Regions from separate parts of the Homo sapiens genome. Here region 1 is linked to region 2. A link is a loop called in an ENCODE intact Hi-C map of the cell type or tissue named here. Cell type or tissue: HCT116. All regions are shown on one strand. Each heading gives the region's core, and the rest is flanking DNA. Links, peaks and the distances in the headings are about the cores only.

The links. Peaks named below come from ENCODE experiments on the same cell type or tissue, not always from the same donor. Only the 100,000 strongest peaks of a DNase experiment are listed, where the experiment ranks them.
Region 1: it touches region 2 in a loop (6-fold over the local background); 14 of 110 quality-filtered maps call a loop at or near these places.

The regions. Positions count from the first base shown.
Region 1 is chr20:21,791,360-21,802,610 of GRCh38, forward strand. No RefSeq gene overlaps it. Among named protein-coding and RNA genes, the nearest start is that of PAX1, 91 kb to the left of the region's middle. In HCT116, for the core only: a CTCF peak has its summit at 4,868 (motif pointing right); a DNase peak (open chromatin) is centred at 4,902.
Region 2 is chr20:22,307,663-22,318,913 of GRCh38, forward strand. No RefSeq gene overlaps it. Among named protein-coding and RNA genes, the nearest start is that of LINC01427, 30 kb to the left of the region's middle. In HCT116, for the core only: a CTCF peak has its summit at 5,292 (motif pointing left); a DNase peak (open chromatin) is centred at 5,279; H3K27me3 peaks cover 1,418 bases.

The DNA.
Region 1 (11,251 bases), core at 2,345-7,344, 520 kb before region 2:
ATATCCAGGTCTCTTGAACAAGACTGGACGATAACCAGGGACAGTTCCCTTTTTCCCCCACATTCATTTATGAGTTGGTCAAACTGTTGTCTATTCACAGGAGATTCTTAGACATGAGAGCTATGGGACAATCTCTTTTCAGATCCTGACAGTGTCCCTGGGAAATCTTTCTGTTCTTAGTAAATATCAAGTCAGATAAATCAATAAGGCTGGCGATGGAGCTGAAGGTAAAACAGGAGGCACTAAATCACAGACCATGCAAATTCATGTAATTCTTAGCTTTGGGAGGTGTTTAATGCTGTGTAATAAACACCATCAAAAATCTCAGCAACATAAAACAACAATCACTGATTCTTTAAAAATCTTGGGCCTCTAGGTCAGAGAGCTGATCTTGGCTTCAAGTTCCCAGTGGGTTCAGGCTTCCTCCATCTGTCTGTCATTCTGGGACCCTTGATGACCCAGGATGTAGTCAGCTCATGGTTGTTGCTGAAGCCAAATAAGGGTGAGCAGAAATGTGATGTTTCTGAAGCCCTGGGCTCAGAATTGGCACACTGTCATTTTTGCCCATATCTTATTGGCCAAAGCACAATATATAGACAAGCCCAATATCAACGGAGAAAATGAAGTCCATTCACAGTGACTCATGGCAAGGGTGGGAAGGAAGCAAGGGTTGCAAGCAGAGAATACAGTTTACCCCACAGGGTAACTCAAGCAAGTCAGCCTGGCAGGGCCAAGGTCAGTCTTACTTTCTTGGCAACTGGGGTGGCATTATACACTGGAGCTCAGTGGCCCATGGCTGAGAGTGTATATTAGGAACTACAATCCAAGTAGCCTAAAGTACAGCCCAGGCTTGTGAATTTGGAAATTTCCATTTTTAGGAAATTTGATATTGCTCTGTGTGCCACCCCCATATCCCAAGGTATAAGCAGTGCAGTAGCTAAGTATTTTTAGGACATGCAAATTTACTATATTTTGTTGGCTACAAGATAATAGGGCACACAGGATTTTCTAAAGCTGCAATTCCAAATGGCATGGACTAGAAGCCAGGTTTTCTCACTCCATGTCAAGGGCTATTCTTCTTCTCTCTCTCTGTCTCTAACAATATTGCAACGATATTCTGAATTTAGTTGTAAATTTAGTTGGAATTTGATATAAGCTATTTGATTTTCCTTCACAAATTTGTTTACAGCAATTTCCTCCCAGAACACACTGATAAAGAGAAGTAGATGACAGTTATTGATGAACCCTGCTTCTGGCAGTTATTAATCAGCCATTGACTTGATGAAGCAGCCATGGATGCCACACCTGATGGTGAGGCATGTGACCTGGGGTCCAGCTGCCATGGGTCATCCATGTGGCTTTGGGAGTGTTGGGAAGCTACTGCTTCAGCATCTCCAAGGAACAAGCGTCCTGTGAGAGTGGAAGTGAGAGGTCAGTAAAGACAGACCCGTTTTTTGAGCCCTTACTCTGCCAGGCATTGGGAAACAGAGAAACAGAGTTTCTGTCCTTGTGAAGCTTCAGCCTAGTGGATTATTTCTCTACAACTGTCATGGAACATTAAGAAATAATTTCAAAAGAGTGAAGGGCATGGTAGGCACATTTTACATAAGTCATTTAATTGGCGCTTCCAAATGCCTCTTAAAGGTACGTGGTGATCCCATTTTACAGGTGAGAAGACTGAGGCTCAGTGAGTTCTAGTAACTTGACAAAGCCCCACAGCAAGCTGACAGATGAGTCAGGATTCCAGTGCAGATCAACTGGACCCCAACGTCTTTGCTTTTCCCACCACATGACTTAGGGAGAATGGAACATCCCATTTCAGGAGAATGTGATGTCTCTGAAATTCTGTCTTCAGCAATGTCCTCTTTCAAATTTTATGTGTTCTTTGCTACCTCCATTTGGGCAGAAATTGTGTCTTATAAGAATTTAATCCCCTGAAGCAATTGGAATGGTACTGGAGAATAAACAAAACAAAACAAAACCAAAAAACAAAAAAAAAAAACCCATTAATGTTTTAAAAGTAGAAATGCAAACACAGCAACAAAAAGTAGCCCTAATTGCAAAGCCCAATAGAATTGTGCTTGAGATGATTTGCTGCTTTATTTTTGGAAGCCCTCCGTATTACCCACACTATTGTCAAACTCTTCTTGAGCAGTGAACATCAAGAGATCATGGATTAAATGGGAAAATTAGTGTCAAGATTACATCAGAAGAAAGGCAAGTATCGCATCATTTCACTGCCCACAAAAATACATTCTTTCCCTTTCCCTCCACTATTTTAAGACTTCATTGACCTTTTCTAAGGTCCCAATTTCCATTTAACCTCTGTGCCAGTCAAGACAGCAGTCCCAAGTCTCTAACTTTCTTCACCCAATGATCACTCTTTGAACTCACCAAGCATGCTACAAACAGAAGGAAGCCATTAGCAGGGGGAGTTCGAACCTATATAGCCAACCATAAATTAGAAGTCCAAGGAAGCATTTTCAACCACTACGAGGTCACTCAGGCTGACTGCTGGCAGTGGCTTCTCATCGATGACAGGTCACTAAAGAATTCTCTCTAGGCGGCTCATTTCTGGTGGCAGCAATATTACTGTTTGGACTTCTGAAATGATTTTTGTGATGCACATGGCTGCCAGAGGCAGGAATTCTGGAATCAGAGAGGAGAAACCACTTACCTCAGGGGCTGAAGGAGCCTTTGGGCTTCCTGGCTAGAGTGCTGAGGAACTTGGTGCTCTCAGGCTGCTGGTGGGAGGAGAGACCTGGGTTTGAGGAGGTGACTGGCCAGGCTTATGGACGGGGATCCACATGATGAATTTCTCCAGCCCCTGTGCACTCAAACTGCCGTAAAATCAGTTAGTGGGTTTGCGCTTTGAGCAGCTCTAGTAATTCATTTGGTGTGTCTTTATAGTTTACAAGGCACTCTTGCTTCTGAGTTTCCCTTGGAGGCTGAGGCCACTCCCAGAAGCCCAGTAAAGAGCAGTGGCCAAGTGCACAAACTGGGCCTGGGCTCAGATCCCAGCTCTGTCGCTTTCTAACTGTGTGACCTTTGGCAAACTACTTAACATTTCTGTGCCTCTGTTTATGCATCTGTGAAATGGTGGTAAGACTAGTACCTATCCCAAAGAGTTGCTGTGAAGTTGAACTGAGTTAATATTTGAAACACTTAGAACTGTGCTATTAAGGCATTAGCCTAAGCTTCTCCATTTTAATAGGTGAAGATATTTGGAAATCTATAGAGGATGATTTGCTATAGTTTACTCAAGTGACTTGAACCTAACTCCCCCTCCAAAGTCTGACCATTATTCCACATGGATGTTCCTTTATGCAATTTTCTATCCATCTATCCCAGCCAGATTCCATTTCTTGCTGTAATTCGAATATTTTCACACTGGATTTTCTAGGAAATGTGGCCGAGGGAGGGCTATCTTAGGTATACACTTACACTTTTTAAAACTGTTCCTGTTTTGTTGTGTGTACTTATGCTCAGGTTTTGAGTTTACCCCTAAATCTCAAAAGAAGTATATTGAAAAGTATGAAATTGCCATTTATTATAATGATGAAATCAACTTCCTTAAGAATTTCACATATGTCAATGCATAGAAATTATTTCAAATAAAGTATGTTTCTGTGAACATAAAACATTTACTTGTTATGACACTGTAATCAGGGCGTCACAGATTCTAGGATATGAAATGCTAAGCACCCCATCTCTACCAAAATAAAAAAAATTTAGCCCGGCGTGGTGGAACACACTGTAGTCTCAGCTTCTCAGGAAGCAGGGGTAGGAGGACAACTTGAGCCTGGGAGGCTGCAGTGAGCTGTGGTTGTGTCACTGCACTCCAGTCTGGGTGACAGAGGGAGACTATGTCTCAACAAACAAACAAACAAACAAACAATAAATAAATAGAAAGAAATACTAAGTAGACATTTGATTATCTCATGCCCAGGTTGTATCTGGAGATAAGGGTATGCTGGAAAGAATTCTGGACTAAGAATCTGGAAGTCTGGATTCTAATCTCAAATACTTATTGCATTCATGGTGAACCAATTATCTCTTGAGTTTTAGTTCCCCATTTGTAGAATGGCACTGGGTGACCTTTCCATTTCCTCCTCATTCCAATATTTCTATTACTCTGTCTTGGTTTGGGTTTCTTGAGAAGCAGAGAGGAAAAGTTAATTGGGAGGCAATCTCAGGAAGCACTGTTAGGGGTGCAGGGAAGTGAGACAAAAGAGAAGGCAGCCCATAATGGTGCAGCACCAATCCATTTACCTCTTGGGGCCATTGGAGCTTCATCCAGCTGGAAACCCTGGGAGATAGTGTGGGACATGCCTCAGACTGAGGGAGCTGGGGTATTTACACCCCAACTCCTGTCAGTCAGAGCTTGAGGGCTGTTCTCAAAGGCTCTTCTGGTCTGCCACATGGAGGAAAATAGTGCAGGAAGTCCTTTTGGCTGAAGTGTACTGGTGCTGATGATGAGAAGGTGGGCACTATTCCCTGAAGTGGTGTAGGAGAGGAGCACCTGCTGTTTGCTACACATTGACCTCCCAGATCTGCCTGTGATTTGGGGCTTATAGAGATGTGTTGATTCTGTCTAGTCAAAGTGAGAGTCATTGCAGAACAAAACCAGAATCTTAGTGGTGACTGTGCAAAGCCATTTGGTCTAATGATTTTACCAAGAGCATCTCAGAACACTAGTATTGGTAGTATGTAGCCTTGTTAATAAATATATACAAGTACATGTTGAAATGACTTGTTATTATATGGCTAGAGCAAACCCACGTCATCCTCATGATGTCTTGCTGTCACAATCTCATTCTCTCTTGGGTTCTGACCTGACTCCTCAAGCAAGAGAACAAGGGTTGGCAGAGCTCTCCAGGAATGCACAGCCCCAGGTGCCCAGCAGAGGGCATCAAGTATGACAGATATTGGAATGACATCTGTTGTGTGTGCAGAGCAGACTGACTGAGTGGAACCATGACCAAAGAGAACTCAGGTAGACTCAAGTGCTTCTGGGAAATTTGAGAAACTTCCCTGACAGAGAATTTACTTCAAGTCAGATACCTCCCCAATAATTGAAAATCCTGCCAATAATGAGGAAAGAGAAGTGGACCCAAATTCCTATTTCCTTGAATCTGCTCTTCAGTTTGTTCATGAAATTTGCTCACCTGATAAATCTTGCTCGAGAGCCTGCCATGCTCCAGCACTGGGGACCCAGCAGTGAAAAAACCAGTACAATCTGGCCCTCACGGAGCTTCCCTGATATGGTTTGGCTCTGTGTCCCCACCCAAATCTCAAGTCGAATTATAATCCCCATGTGTCAGGGGAGGGACCTGACGAGAGGTGATTGGATCATGGGGGTGGATTTCCGCCATGCTGTTCTTGTGATAGTGAGTGAGTCTCACAAGATCTGATGGTTTAAAAGTGTGGCATTTCCCCTTTGGCGTGGGCTGTCTCTCTCTCCTGCCGCCATGTAAGACGCACCTTGCTTCCCCTTTGCCATGATTGTAAGTTTCCTGAGACCTCCCCAGCCATGCAGAACTGTGAGTCAATTAAACCTCTTTTCTTGACAAATTACCTAGTCTTAGGTAGTTTTTTATAGCAGTGTGAAGAAGGACTAATACATTCCCTTTTAGTGAGAAGACACAGGCAATAAACAAACTACTAACTAAATGCACAGTGTCAGGAAAGAGAAATTTTAGGAATCGGAACGAGGCAGGGTAGGGGAGTGTAGAGGTTCAGGAGTGGTGTTTTAGTTTGGTGTTGTGCCCAGGGCAGACCCTCAGATAAAATGCCTTTAAGACAAGATCCTGTGGAATGGAGGGAGGACCTAAGGAGGCAATGCAGATGTCTGGTAACGGAGGGTCCCAATTAGAAAACACAAAAGATCAGAAAACCTAAGGCCTGAGTCAGGGTCAGTACCTGAAGTGGGGCTGAGCAGGGTGTTGGGGACGAGTTGAGGACAGAGAGGGCCTGAAGGTGAGATCAGTTATCAATCAGGTTAGGCCTTGTGAAGACTTTGGCTCTTACTCTGGATGGGAAGTAGAGGTCTGGCATTCTCTGCCTTTCATTTGGAGGGGAACCCTCAGGAGTGGAAGGGGAGCAAAGCTGGGAAAAGTAGCAATAAAGTACCTGCAAATGTTTTATATAGATTTTGTTCACATCTCCAAAAAAAGTGCAAAAACTCCCCTAGCTCTGCATTTTCCAGCCACTGTGGACTGAATTGTGCCCCTCCCCACCAAGTTAATATGCAGAAGCCCGAACTCCCAATGTGACATTGTTAGGGGGTAGGGCCTTTGCGGGGTGATTAGGTTTAGATGAGGGTATGAGTGTGGAACACTGAGGGTGGGGTCCTGTGGGTGGGGCCCTCCCTCTCTCTCTCAGCCATGTGAAGATATAGGGAGAAGGCAGCCATCTGCAAACCAAGAAGAGGGTTCTCACCAGGACCTGGCCATGCTGGTACCCTGACCTTCGGCTTCCAGTCTCCAGAACTGGGAAAAAGCAAACAATAAATGTCCATTGTTTAAGCCCTCCAGTCTGTGGTATTTTGTTACGGCAGCCTGCGCTAAGACACCAGCCAATTTTGTTTCTGTTTTCCCTCCCTGAAGTCAGTGAGGATGGGAGCTCTCTAGGTAGCAGTGTGAGGGTCTGAGGGAGACCACCGAGGGACATGGGTGGAGAGGGACAGTCATGGGTCTGAGAGGCCAGCAGGGGCCAGATCATGCCTGCTTTGTAGGACACAGTGAGGGGCTGATACTTCAAGATCTGTGGGAATGGGAGCGGGAGCCCAGGGAGGGCTGCAGGGAAGGACTTGGCTCTGGCTGCTGTGGAGGGAGAGCAGGTGGTGGGAAGGCAGGGCAAAAAGTGAGGAGTCCACAAGAGACACTCAGGCAAAGTACGGGCTAAGATTGCAGTGGCTGAGACAGGGGCAGCCGCCATGAGGATGAACATCAGGAACGCCACAGAGAGGGTTGTTCCAGATGACTCCAAAAGCCCCCTCCAACTCTAAAGTTCCAATCATTGGATGCTCAGCGCATTAGCAGTGTCAGATATATATTTCTTAACCATACCAGAGGAGGGAGCTGGGGACTATTTGGGAGTTAGAAGTATCAAAACCTGTGGGCTGAATGAGGCAGTGTGTGTGCCTGTGTGTGTGTGTGTGTGTGTGTGTGTATGTGTCTGCGTGTGTGTGCCTGTGTGTGTGCATGTCTCCATGTGTGTGTGCCTGTGTGTGTGCCTATGTGTGTTTGTGTGTGCGTGTGTGGCTGCGTGTGTGTGTGTCTCTGTGTGTGTGTGCCTGTGTGTGTGTATGTGTGTGTGGTGTGGGTGGGAGTTGATGAATGGGGAGAACTCTAGGAAGAGTCCCAGATGCAGGCTTGAGCAAATGGCGCAGTGGAAGGGCAGACAGGTGGAGTGTGTCACTGGCCAGAGGTGGGGGGTTGCAAGAGAAATCATCAACCCTTGCTCCAGAGGTCCCAGGACACCAGAACTTGTGCAGTGACCTTGGTGACAGGGACACTGCCAAGATCAGATGCTGTAGGGCCGTGTGGAGAAACACATGAACCTGGGGCCAGGTGGGCAGCAGAAAATGTGAGACAAAGCAGAGGAAATGGGGGCTCTGGGGATAGGAGGGAGGGGCTCTTGGGCCACTGTTGATTGGGTTTCCTTTGAGGGCTTGGGGCCTTGTCCTGGGTGAGCACCTTCTTATAGGATGGCACTGGAAGACCAGCAGGTGACAAGGACATTACGATGTGGTATCCAACACCTGGGTCACTGCTGTAGTAACCAGAGTTCTGTCTTTTTTCTGAATGTAGAATTTTATGAGCCAAACATTAAATTCTTTATTTTTTAAACATGAAAATTTCAAATACAGACTGGTTCACCATCAGGAACACCACAGAGAGGGTTGTTTCAGGTGACTCCGAAAGCCCCCTCCAACTCTAAAGTTCCAATCATTGGATGTTCAGAGCATTAGCAGTGTCAGATATACATTTCTTAACCATACAATAGATTTCCTACTTTAACTACCTAAATTTGTTTCAAAACCAACCACTATTAGGGGAGTTTTGTGAACTTACTTCATGTGCCATTGAATTTCTAATAGGTGATATCTAATTTTAAATTGTAGTTTAGAGAAAAAATGTTGCTATTCTATTGCTGAAACATAATTGATATATAAGGAGAGTTTGGCTTTGAATACATTTCTTTCTCTGTATATATTTATTTTAGATTTCATGAGCGAGTATTTGATTCTTTAAATATTGAGGACATTGCAAAACATGATTTTACTGGATTTTTCAGAATCGTAAAGAAGAATAATTCTTTTATAGTTTAGTAACTATCTAAAATAATTTAGACACTTTTGACCTTATTTTCTTGATGTTTCTTTGAGATGAGGAGGTAGTAATTGCAATTTCACTTTTTCTATTGAATAAAAAACTAAATGAAGTGTATGACACATTGCTTTTCTAACCCAAATTCCACAGTGCAACGTGACTTTGACTAGAAAAGTCTTTGAAACTAGAACAAAAGAGCAAGTGGAAAGGGAGACTCAACTAGAACCAAGTAGCTACCACATCTGACAGAAGAGTAGATTATTTGCAGTCCACTGAAGGATGTGCTGGATGAAGCAGTGTGTTTCCTCTCATCACATTGCCTGAACTCTATTTATATACTGTGAAATGTTCTGGGATATTTGTTGAGCTTTAAATTTAGTAAAGCAATATTTTATTGTTCTAGCAACAAAAAAATTAAGTTATTACATTAATTAGAAAGTGATCTGAGAACCTTATTTTGATATAGGAGGGGAGCAGGGAAGTGCTGGGAAGGGAAGGGCATGGTCCCTGGCTAGGAATCCATCCCTGGGTTTGTGCCCATGGACCTAGGTGAGGACAGGGATTTCTGTTTTTGTGTCCAAATGTTGCATTTCCCAAGACCGCTCTGGCCAACCATGCCCCCATCCTGTGCCTGTAAAAACCCTGAGACATTAGCAGGCAGAGACACAAGTAGCTGGACGTCGAGAGGAATGTACCGGTAGAGGAGGACATCAACAGACGCCCGCAGACACCAGGCCAGTAGGCCGTCGACAAATGGAACTATGTGGTGATGGATTGGCAAGAACCTTGAATCCTGGACATGACCATTTTACAATGTTATTGTTAAATTTTTTTCTTGAGCAAGGTATGTATAAGTAAGTAAATAAGGGCATAATGTCAGGTAAACTGAATGGCTGGAAAGTGGCAACCAGGATTTAGTTATTTGGCATTATCACAGGTTTTTCAGAAACATTCAATTTTTAGCAAAAAACAAGTCCCCTCCAAAATTCAATCTACTGCAATTGATTTGCACGTGGTTTAATGCTGTTAATAGTCTATAAATAATGGACTCAAATATTTGAAGTTGTAGATGCTTTCATACTGTTTTAAACAAACATAACTTATATGCAAATGGTTAAGAATACCAGAAACATTGCAAGAATGCTCTTTTTAAATCCTGAAGATATTGCTTTATTTTAAAGCATCAAGGATGATTTAGATTTTTGGAAAAACAGAGGTGGCATGAAGATTTCTGAACTCGCTCACACACAAACCCGTCACAGCCGCTGTGATCTATAAGCCAAATTTGTGTTAGAACTTTTCTTTTTTGAATAACAACAAAACAACAAAAACGCTCCTAACTGAAACTGGGAAAGGACTAGAAACTTTGTTTTCTTACTAATGTGAGGTTGGAAACATATTGGCTTTCAAGTGAATTGGCCGTGACCACAGCAGCACTTGGATCTGAGGGAGCCGAGATTGCAGGCAGATGTGAGTTTGGCACTTGCATGCCCACGTTAAAAAAACTTTTCTCCTTTCTCCTACCCGCACATTGAGGCTGGCCCTGCTGGAGAGGGGCAAACTGATTACAGACTCACATTACCTGGAAACATGCCATTGACTTAACATGGGGCCTGTCTACTTAGGCGCTGATTTTTGAAAATGCAATCTTTATCCAGAGTATTTGACAAATGCTCAGAATGCTCAGAAATGTATTAATATACAGCCAGACAGCTGTCAAAGCAGCAGGCTTCTCCCCTGGAGAGTTCATTAACCTCATTTCCACTTGCTGAGTAAGGAGCTCTGTCTTGCCTGAGAGGGACCACGGTACCAAAATGTACGGGTTTCAAGTGAGGAGTGAGAAAAATAACTGAAGTATGAGAAAATAAAGATTTCTTGATAAGGCCCAAAGACTAGCTCATTTCCTAGTATGTGTTTTAAATGCGCGTTTTCTGTTTATTTTACTTACCTATGCATTTATCTATTCATCTCTTTTCAAAATGCTTTGAAGGTGCAATGATGATATGCTATTTTATGAACTAATTTCCTTAATATACAAAGAGCTCTTTTAAGTCAATAAAAAGGTCAAAGCTTATGAACGCAAAGAGAAGTGTAAATGATTTTAAAAGATTATCACTTATTAGCTGAACAGAGATGAAAACTTTGAAAATACACTGAGGTAACCAGTGAGAATGCATAGTGCTGGTGAGGTTGTGTTAATTGGAGTGTAAACTAGTACAAGGTTTTTGGAAAACAATTGGGCAATATCTTTCCAAATTTGAAATGCATGGATTTCCTTGTCCCAGAAATTCCACCAGAATTCTTCTAACAGATAAGAAAGACTCCCATTCTGTAGGTTGCCTGTTCGCTCTGATGATAGTTTCTTTTGCTGTGCAGAAGCTCTTTAGTTTAATTAGATCTCATTTCTCAATTTTGGCTTTTGTTGCAATTGCTTTTGGTGTTTTAGCCATGACTTGGAACCAATCCAAATGCCCATCAATGATAGACTGGATAAAGAAAATGTGGCACATATATACCATGGAATACTATGCAGCCATAAAAAAGAATGAGTTCATGTCCCTTGCAGAGACATGGATGCAGCTGGAAACTATCATTTTCAGCAAACTAACACAGGAACAGAAAACCAAACACAGCATGTTCTCACTCATAAGTGGGAGTTGAACAGTGAGAACACATGAACACAGGGAGGGGAACATCACACACCGGGGCCTATCAGGGGGTTGGGGACAAGGGGAGGGAGAACATTAGGACAAATACCTAAAGCATGCGGGGCTTAAAACCTAGATGATGGGTTGATGGGTGCAGCAAACCACCATGGCACATGTATACCTATGTAACAAACCTGCATGTTCTGCACATGTATCCCAGAACTGAAAGTTTAATTTAAAAAAACCTGGGAGTTATAACTTTTGTTC
Region 2 (11,251 bases), core at 2,456-7,455:
TATATAATTGCTCCCATTTATTCACACTCTTGCTAACCGTCTATACTAACCAAAGTTTTTAACCTGTTTTAGCTGCATGAATGTGAAATAGTATTTCATTTGGTTTTATGATTTGCAGTTCCCCTTTTCCTAATCAGGTTGAACTTCTTTCATATGCTTATTAGCCATCCAAATTTTCTCTTCTATAAAGTTCCTCTTCAAATGTTCTTTTTATTCATCTGTTGGGTTGTTTTCTTTTTTTTTATTTTTGTGGACATTCTTGGCATAATTTAAATATCCAATATACTAACCCTTTGTCAGTTACATGCACTACAAGGATCTCTTCCTAGTCTGTCTAGTCTGTCTTTTTATTTTGATTTTTTTCACATTAGTTATTAATTAAAATCTAATTAAATTAATTTATCTCTTTTCTTACAGTTTGTGTTTCTTATGAATTGTTTAAAAACTCCTTCCTATTGCAACGTTATAATGATCTCATATTATCTGCTGAAAGTATTCATTTTACATTTTCATATATAAGTGTGCATCACCATTTGTTGTTGTTATGGTGTGAAGTACAGTGTTAACCTCATGCTCTTTCTACATAGATGATGCTATGGTCTGAATGTGTCTCCCCAAATTTATATATTGACACTTAATTACCAATGCACTAGTAATAAGAGGTGGGGCCTTTGGGAAATGATTGAGTGATGGGGAGAGCCCTCTAATGGGACTAGTGATGTGATAAGATGGCTGGAGAGAAATAACTTGGCCCCTGTCCCTTCCCCCTCATGCCATTTAAGGATATGCAGCAAAAAGATGCCATCTGTTATGCAGAGAGCAGCCCTTACCAGACACTGAATCTGCTCACACCTTGACTTTAGACTTCCCAGCCTCCAGAACCATGAGAAATACATTTCTTTTGTTTATAAATTACCCAGCCTAAAGCATTTCATTATAGCAGCAGGAATAGACTATGATGGATGCCCAATCACCTTTACATCATTGGTTGAAGTGCTTTCTCTCCACTAATCTGCAGTACAAGCTCTGCCTCAAGTCAGGGTTGCTTATATAATCATAGATATGTTTCTAGAACCGCTATTCAGTTCTGGGATTTTTTAGGGGGAGTCTATCCCTACATTAATACAACATTATCTTAGTTACTTTAGCTTTAGACAATTTGTCTTATTTTCTGATTTGGTCATTTTTCCTACAAGTGTGTGTATAGATATTTTTTAAGTAAATCTTCATGCTTTTTAAGTTCTGTGATAATTTTGAATGGAACTGCATTGACTGTAGTTTCCTAGATAGCATCAGCATTTCTTCCCAATCTGTAAAATGAAGATTCTAGTGGAGGTATTTTTTTTTTTTTCCCAGGCATTGAAGAAAAAGGGAACAGTGGGCCAAATACCTATGGGTGATTGGCCAGCAAGCTTAAGCCTTGCTTGTATAAACCTGGAGCCTCCATAGTGTCAGTGTGACCTTTGGGCAGAAATGGAGAAATATATTAAGACAAAGCCAGCATTCAAAAGGGAGCCAATGTCAAGGAATGTGAGATAACAGTACATTCTAGCAATAATGTTCACTTGTTAAGTAGACGCTATTTGTTTAATAAACCATTAATATACAATAATATTACATTAAATCAAACTCAATTCAACATTTATTATGTATTTTGTTGAAAATATTTTCACAAGATACATCATATAAAAAATATTTTTTCAATAAATTATATAATACCGTAAAGTTTTTAATGTTTGAATGATATTGTGTCTGTGGTGGAGAGAATGTTGGATTTTTATTTTCTGGCAGTAGAATTTATTTAATCTTTATAAAATGTAGTGTCTTCATTTGGAACATTGGGTTAATAATACTCAATTTTTGAAAGTTTGATAAAAATTAAATTATATAATATATGTCGGTGTCTTCAAATGTGAGCTTCAGTTTAAGTTATTGAGGCTTTTGTCCAAAGGCCCCCTCTGTGGAAGCTCAGTGTGTACATTTGTGAATGGTGGGTTCCTCTACGGTTACTCATGCCTCCATCCCCTCCCTCATCTGCTATGGAGTCTGTATCCTCCCAGTGTCTCTTGGAATTTGTTGTGTAAAAGAATCAAGGTAATGAATAAGTTAAGAGTACAATAGAGGAGAGGAAATTGCAGAAGTCTATGGGACTAAATTTTCTTTTGTTTTGTTTGTTTGTTTTTTGAGACAGGGTCTTGCTCTGTCACCCAGACTGGAGTGCAGTGGCATGATCACAGCTCACTGCAGCCTTGACCTCCAGGGCTCAAGTGATCCTCTTTCCTAAGCCTTCCAAGTACCTGGGACTACAGGTGCATGCCACCATATCCAGCTAATTTTTGTGTTGTTTGTAGAGACGGGATTTTGCTATGTTGTCCAGGCTGGTCTCTAACTTCTGGGTGGTCTCTAACTCAAGTGGTCCTTCCGCCTTGGCCTCCCAAAGTGCTGGGATTACAGGTGTGAGCCACCACAGCTGACCAATGGAACTAAGTATTTTAATAGGAAAAGTAAAATTGCTAGTTAAAAATGAAAGGATATATCAAGAAAGTAAATGAAGCAGAGAAAAACAGATAAGAATCTACTCTGTATTCAAGAGAGAAACTTTTTTATTATTCAGACAAGAAAACGGGCTCTGGTGCAACTGCTGCCAATTGTGAGCAGAATTAAAAATAGGTTTTAAATAATCTATATATTTATATATAAAACACCCTTAGGGCATTGTTTGAGAAAATGAAGTAAAGATTTAAAATGTCTTCTCTTTGGATTGTGTTTCTTTGGTTGCTATTCTTTGCCAGAACTGGACCTCAGGGTGGCTGACTGTTGCTATTTTTCAGGTTATACAAGGGTCTTTTGGTATCCATCATAGGCGGCTGGTTCCAGGACCCCCATGGATACTAAAGTCTGAGGATGCTCAAGTCCTACAGTCTACCCTGCGGAGCCAGTGGATACAGAAGGTGAATTCCATGTGAGACTCACGAAGGCAGTTGCTCTTATTCAATAGTGCTTGAGGATTTGAGGGCAGGTCTTCTCAGGAGTTGCTGGAAACATTAAGGCACAAAGCAGGCACAGTTAAAACCTGCGGTCTACTTGAAAACACCGTAAACTTGAAAGTGACATGCACATGAAGTATGATCAATCATGAAAATTGGCTGTTGCATGCAAAGCGCTCTTATTAAAGCGTGCTCTACATCTCTTCGAATGCTTGTTAAAATGCAGTTTCCTGGACCTGAATCAACTCTACCAGGCTTGCTTTTTCAGCAGGTTCCTTGGATCATTCTTATGTGTCCCCAGATTTTAGAACCACAGTGTCAGTGGAACAGGGAATTTGGAAGCCGACAGAAAGGCTTGCGCAGGTCTATACCCCATCACAAACAGTAAGTTTTGTGGCTTGCATATCTTGAAATAATACATGTGAACTTCACTTAGCTCAAGTGAAAACCATTTTTCCCCTGTCCTCAATATTCCTGAAAAAGCAAAGAGTTATTGCCGGGATCTGCAAGTCCATTTGTGCCTGGAGTTTGAATCAATACTTTGGTTTGCACATATGCGTACTATAATTTGTCAAATGTAAGAGGATTTTGTTGCTATTTGTAAAATTAAAAAATTAAAATTATTGTATTTAAAGAAGTAGAACCACAAATTATAATTATGTGAGGATTGACAAAAAATTTTAAAAGGATTTCTGAGGTCTTTTTTTTCCTCCTAATTAGGGAGCCACCCAGTGTCCCTGGTAAGTGTAAGCTATCAGCCAGGGCAGAATTCCAAAAGAGACACAGCCCCAGATATTGCCCTTTAATGACTGAACAGGCAAATTAAGTGGAGCTGACTGATCCATGGATCTGTGTGGAACTGCCTGGCCACGTGTTCTTGGCAGAGGGGTTACTCGGTGGCTACTTCATTGCTTCCAGTCTCTTCCCTATGCCATTCCAGAGGTGCAGTGACACACACACTGCAGAAATTTTTGTGACCCATTTATTCATTTAGGAGACTCGAATGACACCATTAACAAAAATTAGGGGTACAAGCAACATGCAGCAACCATTCAGTTTGGTCTATTCCTTGATTTGGAGAAATCTGGAGATGAACTTTTGGAATTTTCTAGTACTTTAAAACTTTGGCCAAGCATTAAATGGAGTTTAAAAGTCAATCTCTTCAGTAGTAGAGTGAAATCACATGAATAGATTTATACTTGATTTTTAAAATGTCAGTCTACAAAAAGCCAAAAAACAGAGGGAAAAAAACAAGGTTGCAGCAGGTGAAAGAGTTTCCTGCAGTCCATATCAGATGTGAGAAAGAAGCTGTCTGCCTCTTCAATGTGTTAAAATTTGGTTAGAGATCCTCCCACGCTGTATTAGCCTGTTCTCATGCTGCTAATAAAGACATACCCAAGACTGGGTAATTTATAAAGGAATGAGATTTCATTGACTCACAGTTCCACATGGCTGGGGAGGCCTCACAATCATAGTGGAAGGTGAATGAGGAGCAAAGTCACGCCTTACATAGTGCAGGAGAACTCCCTTTTATAAAACTGTCGGATCTCGTGAGACGTATTCATTACCATGAGAACAGTATGGGGGAAACCGCCCCTATGACTCAATTATTTCCACCTGGCCCCATCCTTGAAACATGGGGATTATTACAATTCAAGGTGAGCTTTGGGTGGGGACACAGCCAAATCATGTCACATACCTACAACTGAAACTATTAGAGGTTAAAAGTTTTAAAATTACATAAAACTTCAGTGAGAATGGGAAGGGATTTTATAAAACTGTTTGTTGTTCTTCCCTTCCTCCCCATATATTCTCTAGCGCACACACTCATATCCCCCCCCCCCCACATACACACACACACACACACACACACACCACAGACACATGTTGCCACCCATGAAGTAAGAGTCAGGATTTTTTTTTCTTTGAATATTTCTTTTCCTCCAGGAAATGGTAGAGGCAAAACATCTCTAAAAGAGTTAAGGATTTTTAAGACTTAAAGGTGTAAAGGATAGTAGTTAGTTCTGATTTTCTTTTTCCTCTTTTTTTACTCATGCGCCTAAATGTTTTCCTAAACTTGGAGCCAGAAAATGAGGAAAAGGGAAACATTCTCATGAAAACAAATCCAACCTCCGCTCAAAATATATGTATGAAAGTTTTCCTCAAACCGATTTTTCTTTTTAGATTCCAAAAAGCTCATTGAGTTGGCTTTTTGAGCAATCAGCGTTTTCCAGTAGCAAGCAAATTTCCTTCCCAGTGGGAAATTTGCTGATAAAACGACTGGAACCAGTGCGCCACCTGATGGTCTTTCCACACATTTCAGTTTACTAGAAAAAGGCAAAAAAAAAAACAACCATGGAAATTCCCTTTAGCAAATGTACTGTATTCTAACTTGAGTCAGGGCAGAGTCTCATAGATTAACAGTTGCTGCTTAAACTAAATATTCACTCACTTTATATAAAACAAAAACTATTTTATCCATGACCTTCAATCTGAATCCTTTATTAGACTAATTTGTTAGGAAATACTAAGTTGATCTAGTTTGCTGATAATTTTCATTTTCATTTTTCAGTTACAGGCAAATATTTTAAAAGTACATATTAGAGGCCAAAGGACGTTATCCAACATCATTCCCAACCCCCAAAGTAAAATAAGCCCTCAGGTAATCTAGAATCAGCCTTCCAAATGTGGGAGTTGCCCAAGGTCATTTCATTCAATGTGAATCAAAAATTAATTGAGCTCAAAGTTAACACCATCAACAGACATCATGAGGATCCTAGAAAGATGCACTGAGAAGGGCCCAACATCACTTCTGTGGGTTTCGTGCCAAAAATGAAAGACACTGGAGAAATCCAGGGAGTAACAACCTAGAAAATAACTGGCCTCTGCTCTTCAAAGACATCAAGGTGAAGAAACACAAAGAGATCCTGAGGAAATGTTCCAAAACAAAAAAGCCTAAAGAGACATTAACCCAAGTATGATTGGATCCTGGACTGGGGTAAATAGGAAAAAGGACATTGTTTGGACAAGTGATGATATTTGAAAATGGACTTGGGACTAAACAATAGCATTCTATCCATGCTAAATTTTCTTATTTTCATAATAATATGATGGCATGTAAGAAAATGTCTTTGGTCATTGGAAATATATGCCTTAAGAAAATCTGCAAGAGTTGAATCAACATATGGATACAGAGCATTGAGGTCACTTTGCTTGTAGGTGGCACAAAAAGAAAATAGGTACAGGTGGGAAGTCCCAAGTATCATGTTTTCTGCTCCCTGTCCTTGTCTAGGGCTGTCTGGCTAGGGGCTGGGATTCTTGGTAAGATCTGTCTTAGAGTTAGATCTTGGTAGATGAGATCTATCTTATAGATATGGAAGATCAGCTTCTATATCTCCCGTATCTATAAGAGGAAATGGATATTCTCCCACCTGCTGTCTTTAGCCTCCCTTCCTAGGATGCTCTGAGGATCAAAGTAGACAATAGTCTAAAGGTTAAGAATGTGTTAAACCCCTGTATGGTAGAAAGCAGGGAAAGAGGGAGACAGGGTACCCTCTACTGATGAAGGTTCCAGTAGCTGGGAGAGAGAAACTATCTGTATGTTTCAGGAAGTAAAGTCAGATATAAAAATGCAACCAGTAATTAGGGATTTGTATCATGTATGCCAACTATAATTCTCAGTTTCACCATATTTCTCTCAACATTATCTCATCAGATTTGTACAATGACTTTGCATATGATGTGGAGGAAGTACTATAAGCTACATTTTATTGATGATGACAATAGAGCTCACATATAAATAACAGCACCTCTATTTTGTTTTGTAGATATTAGTCCTGGACAGAGCTGGTGTAAGTTAATAGGCCAACTGTCTCATGGACATTCACAGCTCCTTGGTTTGATCCAAGATGATCCCTTAGTAGAGGCATCATAGTTTTGCAGAAAGAGCTGTATCTTTGAAATATTCCAGGCCTGGATTGGCATGTCATGTGTACCACTTCCTGAGCATACAGACTTCAGCTGGGGTTGCTCTACCTCTCTGAATCTCAGTTTCCCCAAGATCTTGTGCTTTTAACTACACTGCATGTCCATAAATGTTACAAGCATTGTTTTGCATGTGTATTCATTATAATTTGTTGTAACTTTATTGAAGTATAATACAAATATGGAAAAGGGCCATGTCCACAGTGTACAGCTCTGTGCACTTCCACAAAGAACAAACTTGCGACACCATCACCCAAATCATGGAAGCAAATGCCACCCAGAAGCCCTTTCTCTGGTAGTATTGTCTGGTAGTATTGACACCATAAGTGGGATGTTACTGTACACATCATTTTGCAATTTGCTGTTTTCAATCAAAGTCATGTTTTTGAGCTCTAAACTGCTGTATTGAATGTAGTTCAAATTGAGAAAAATCATTTATCTGGAGCATTTTCAACAGCTTATCACTTAATAAAATAAGATAATGCATAGAGCGGAGAAGGCAGGAGAGAGAAAAAAAGGAGGGGGAGGCAGAGAGGGAGAGAGACAGGGAGTGAGAGAATGAATATGCTGAGCCATTTCCCCCACTGCCAAGCACAGTAAGTCCTTCTGACCAAACTAGGGGCAGCCTTGTCTGTGGCTGCCTGCATCTGCATCTTCACACATTATGCATGTGAAGGATAATGTTCTGGAATGTCCACTCACATGGGTGTTCTCTGGCAGGTCATTTTTAATCCCTGTGACCTCCTAGGGGAAACATCCTTCCCCCGTTTCTTCATTGTAACTCATTTTCAGATCCCAGTGGATCTTTGCCAAGCATTTTATTATATTTATTTTTCTTCCTTGATAACCTTGGCCTTTGCTGATTTCATAGCCAAAGTGGTAGAGATGAAAATCCTGTCGGTGGTCCTGGCTGAGGACACTGGAGGGCAGTGGGGATCACTCGATTGTACCTGTGGTGGAGAGGTGATCCCCAGTCTACTTTACAGAAGATCTAAGGAGCCTCCTTAGGAAATGCCATCTAAAGCCCCATCTCACCAAGCAGCTCTTGACCACAACTTGAAGTTACAGTCATTGAAAGCTCAGCCAAGATGGCTCCCAGCTCCATTCATGCTTCCTTCTGTAGCTGGAGGTCCTGGGTGGAGTGGGGGCCACAGTTAGAACCCACAGGAAGTGTTTGAGCTGGTGGTCACCATGACAGGTGCAGACATCTGCCTGCCTGTTCCCAGGGCTCATCCTCCTCCCTGCAAGGCATGGCACGAACAGCAGGGAGACTGAGGGGCCTCTGGGGCCGGAACACCTGAGTTCCAAATCCTGCAGCCACCTGAGAGCTGTGTGACCACAGAAATGGTGCTGAGCCATCCAAGAAGCAACTTGTTCCCATTTTGCATGAGAATTCAATGAAATCGAGAGTATAAACCACGGATCACAAAGCCCAGCCATGGTAGACAGAGATGTCATTTCCTTTTCTTTGTTCCTTCCTTTCCGTTTTTAACTCTTCTACCTGCTCTTTCCTCTTTCTCTTTTCCTCCCTCCCTCTCTTCCTTACTTTTTTTCTTCTTTCTTCCCTTGTTCCCTTTCCTAAAACAAAGTACCACATTGCTAAATCTAGGTGCTAGATTCATGGATATGTGCTACATGTATTATCTGTGTATTTCTAAGTGTTTAGAATATTTCATAATTTAAAAGTAAAACATTTAAACAATACCCCTCCAAAAAAAGTCTAAAGGCCCACAGTAGACAATTTGAAGTAGAATTTGAAGGTAGAGCTATCTGCAATATTTCCAAGCTCTCAGATGATTGCATTATGCAGCACAAGTTGAGAATCACTGGGCAGTCCCTCTATTCCAATTGCTAACTTTTGGGGAGAGTGATTCTGTTTTCTCCAAATGGGATGAGTGACCCCTGCCTGGCTCAGCTTGTCCCCGTCAACATGGGCATGCCCTGGAGGCATTGCTGGGGCAGACATTTGAAGACTTTGGAAATAGCAGAGGGAAAAGGTGTCCACCAGGCCTGACCATTTGTTAGGGTCAGAGAAAAGTGGTTAATTCACCCTGCAGAACACTAACCAAATACGAGCGCGATTTATGCCCCCACCTAAAGCCCATATGGAAGCATGGGAACCCCAGGCCTGGGAGAGACCTCTGCAAAGCTCCATCCTGAGTTTCCCTCAAGAGAATCAACCTTAAGAGATCAGAGTTTCAGAGATGAAGTCTCCTTCATTCTGTGCCAGAGTTAACCTAAATTCCTTCCACTCCCCAGACCCCATCATGGGCCTTGACCATGTACCAGAGGCCTGTGCTGAAGATAAAACCTGATTGCATTTCTGCCTCCTAGAGTCTGAAGAAACGGGAGGCATGGGGAAGTGACTCAGATGAAAGAGGCTGCATATTATTTTCTGTACAGTGGATTCCAAAGAAAAACAAATAACAGAATCCTATGTAATCAAGAAAAATATTACAGCTAAATGTTAGACTCAACTTTAGCTAATCTGTCAATGAGAGAAAAAAGCAAAATCACATAGGAGTGTTCTATTGTGTGCAGCCCCAATACCATCACAAAATGGGTTTTATAAAAATGTGTTGATGGCCAGGCGTGGTGGCTCATGCCTGTCATCCCAGCACTTTGGGAGGACGAGGCGGGTGGATCACCTGAGGTCAGGATTTCGAGACCAGCCTGGTCAACATGGTGAAACCTTGTCTCTACTAAAAATTGAAAAAGATTAGCCGAGTGTGGTGGCCTGGGCCTGTAATCCTACAATCCCAGCTACTAGGAAGCCTGAGGCAGGAGAATTGCTTGAACCTGGGAGGTGAAGTTTGCAGTGAGCCAAAATCAAGCCATTGCACTCCAGCCTGGGCGACAGGAGCGACACTCCATCTCAAAAACAAACAAAAAACAAAACAAACAACAACAACAAAAAAGTGTTGATGTAAAGTGTTGATGTAAACTTGGACTATGTTCAGGAATTAGAGGTGTGCAAATGACATGGGATTGGGAGTTATAAAGCACAATCTAAGTCGGGGGCGGGGAGTAATGACTGGAATGTACTAGTTGTCTTGATTTAAGCTAGCAAATGGTTTTAGAACATTGTTAACAAAAGAAAGGATCTTTTTTCATTTTTGTTTTTGTTTTTGAGACAGAGTCTTGCTCTGTTGCCCAGGCTGGAGTGCAGGGGCATGACCAGGGCTCCCTGCAGCCTCCACCTCCCAGGCTCAAGTGATCTTCCCATCTCAGCCCCCCAGTAGCTGGGATTGCAGGCACGCACCACCACATCCAGCCAATTTTGTATTTTTTGTAGAGATGAGTTGTCACCATGTTTCCCAGGCTGGTCTCGAACTCCTGGGCTCAGGCTATCCTCCTGCCTCCCAAAGTGCTGGGATTACAGGCATGAGCTGCTGCTCCCAGCCATCACAAGTATCAGTTAAATAGAGGAAATATTCATAATGGTTTCTTGTTTTTAGTCAAGATTTTCTTTGATTCAGATATTATAGAATCAATTTTTGTGCTTTTGCACGATATTGGTGAGAGCAGTGACCACGTTCAAGTGTTGTAAAAAGAAAAGATGTGTGTGTGCCTGTGTGTGCTTTTGTAAAAATGGCTTTGAGGAGAGGGGCACATTCTGCCAAATATCCTTCCTTTCTTTTTAACAAAAGAGGATAAGTCATAATCTTTTGCTTCCAAGGTTATCAATTTCCAGGTAATGTTCCCAGTATTGGTCATGTTACTCTCGGCTGGAAGGCACTGGGGGACATCAGGTGTGTTCCAACTGAAGATGGGTGACTCCAGTAGCTCCTGGGTGGTCTTCTCTGTAGGTTAAAGCTCTTCCTCCAGATGGAGCTGAACACTGCCAGTCATCGCTCTCTAAGTCAAGTCCTCCAGTGCGGAGAGCTGGAGCATTTGAGCATTCCTTTTCTTCTCCATGCCAAGATCTGAGTTTCCTGTGTTCCTGTTCTCACACCATTCTTCTCTGTTTTTCCACCTATTTCAACAAAACTTAAATCTGTCAACACTTGGCCATGCCCTCTGCCAGTGTGCGGTATTTGGGTTTTAAATGTAGAGGGGATGTTCAACTAAAAAATCAATAAATAAATTCCCTACTGCCTCTCCAACTGGATTTGTGTAATTGTGTCAGACAAAATCAAGTGTGTAGATGAGTGCACATTGTTTGTGTTGAAAGACGGTTTCCACACACACTGAAAATAAAGTTTGAACTCTTTATGGTCTGAAAAATGAGAAATTAGAGGAGACCACTGTTTGAGGAATTAGCACCTCATACTTTACTG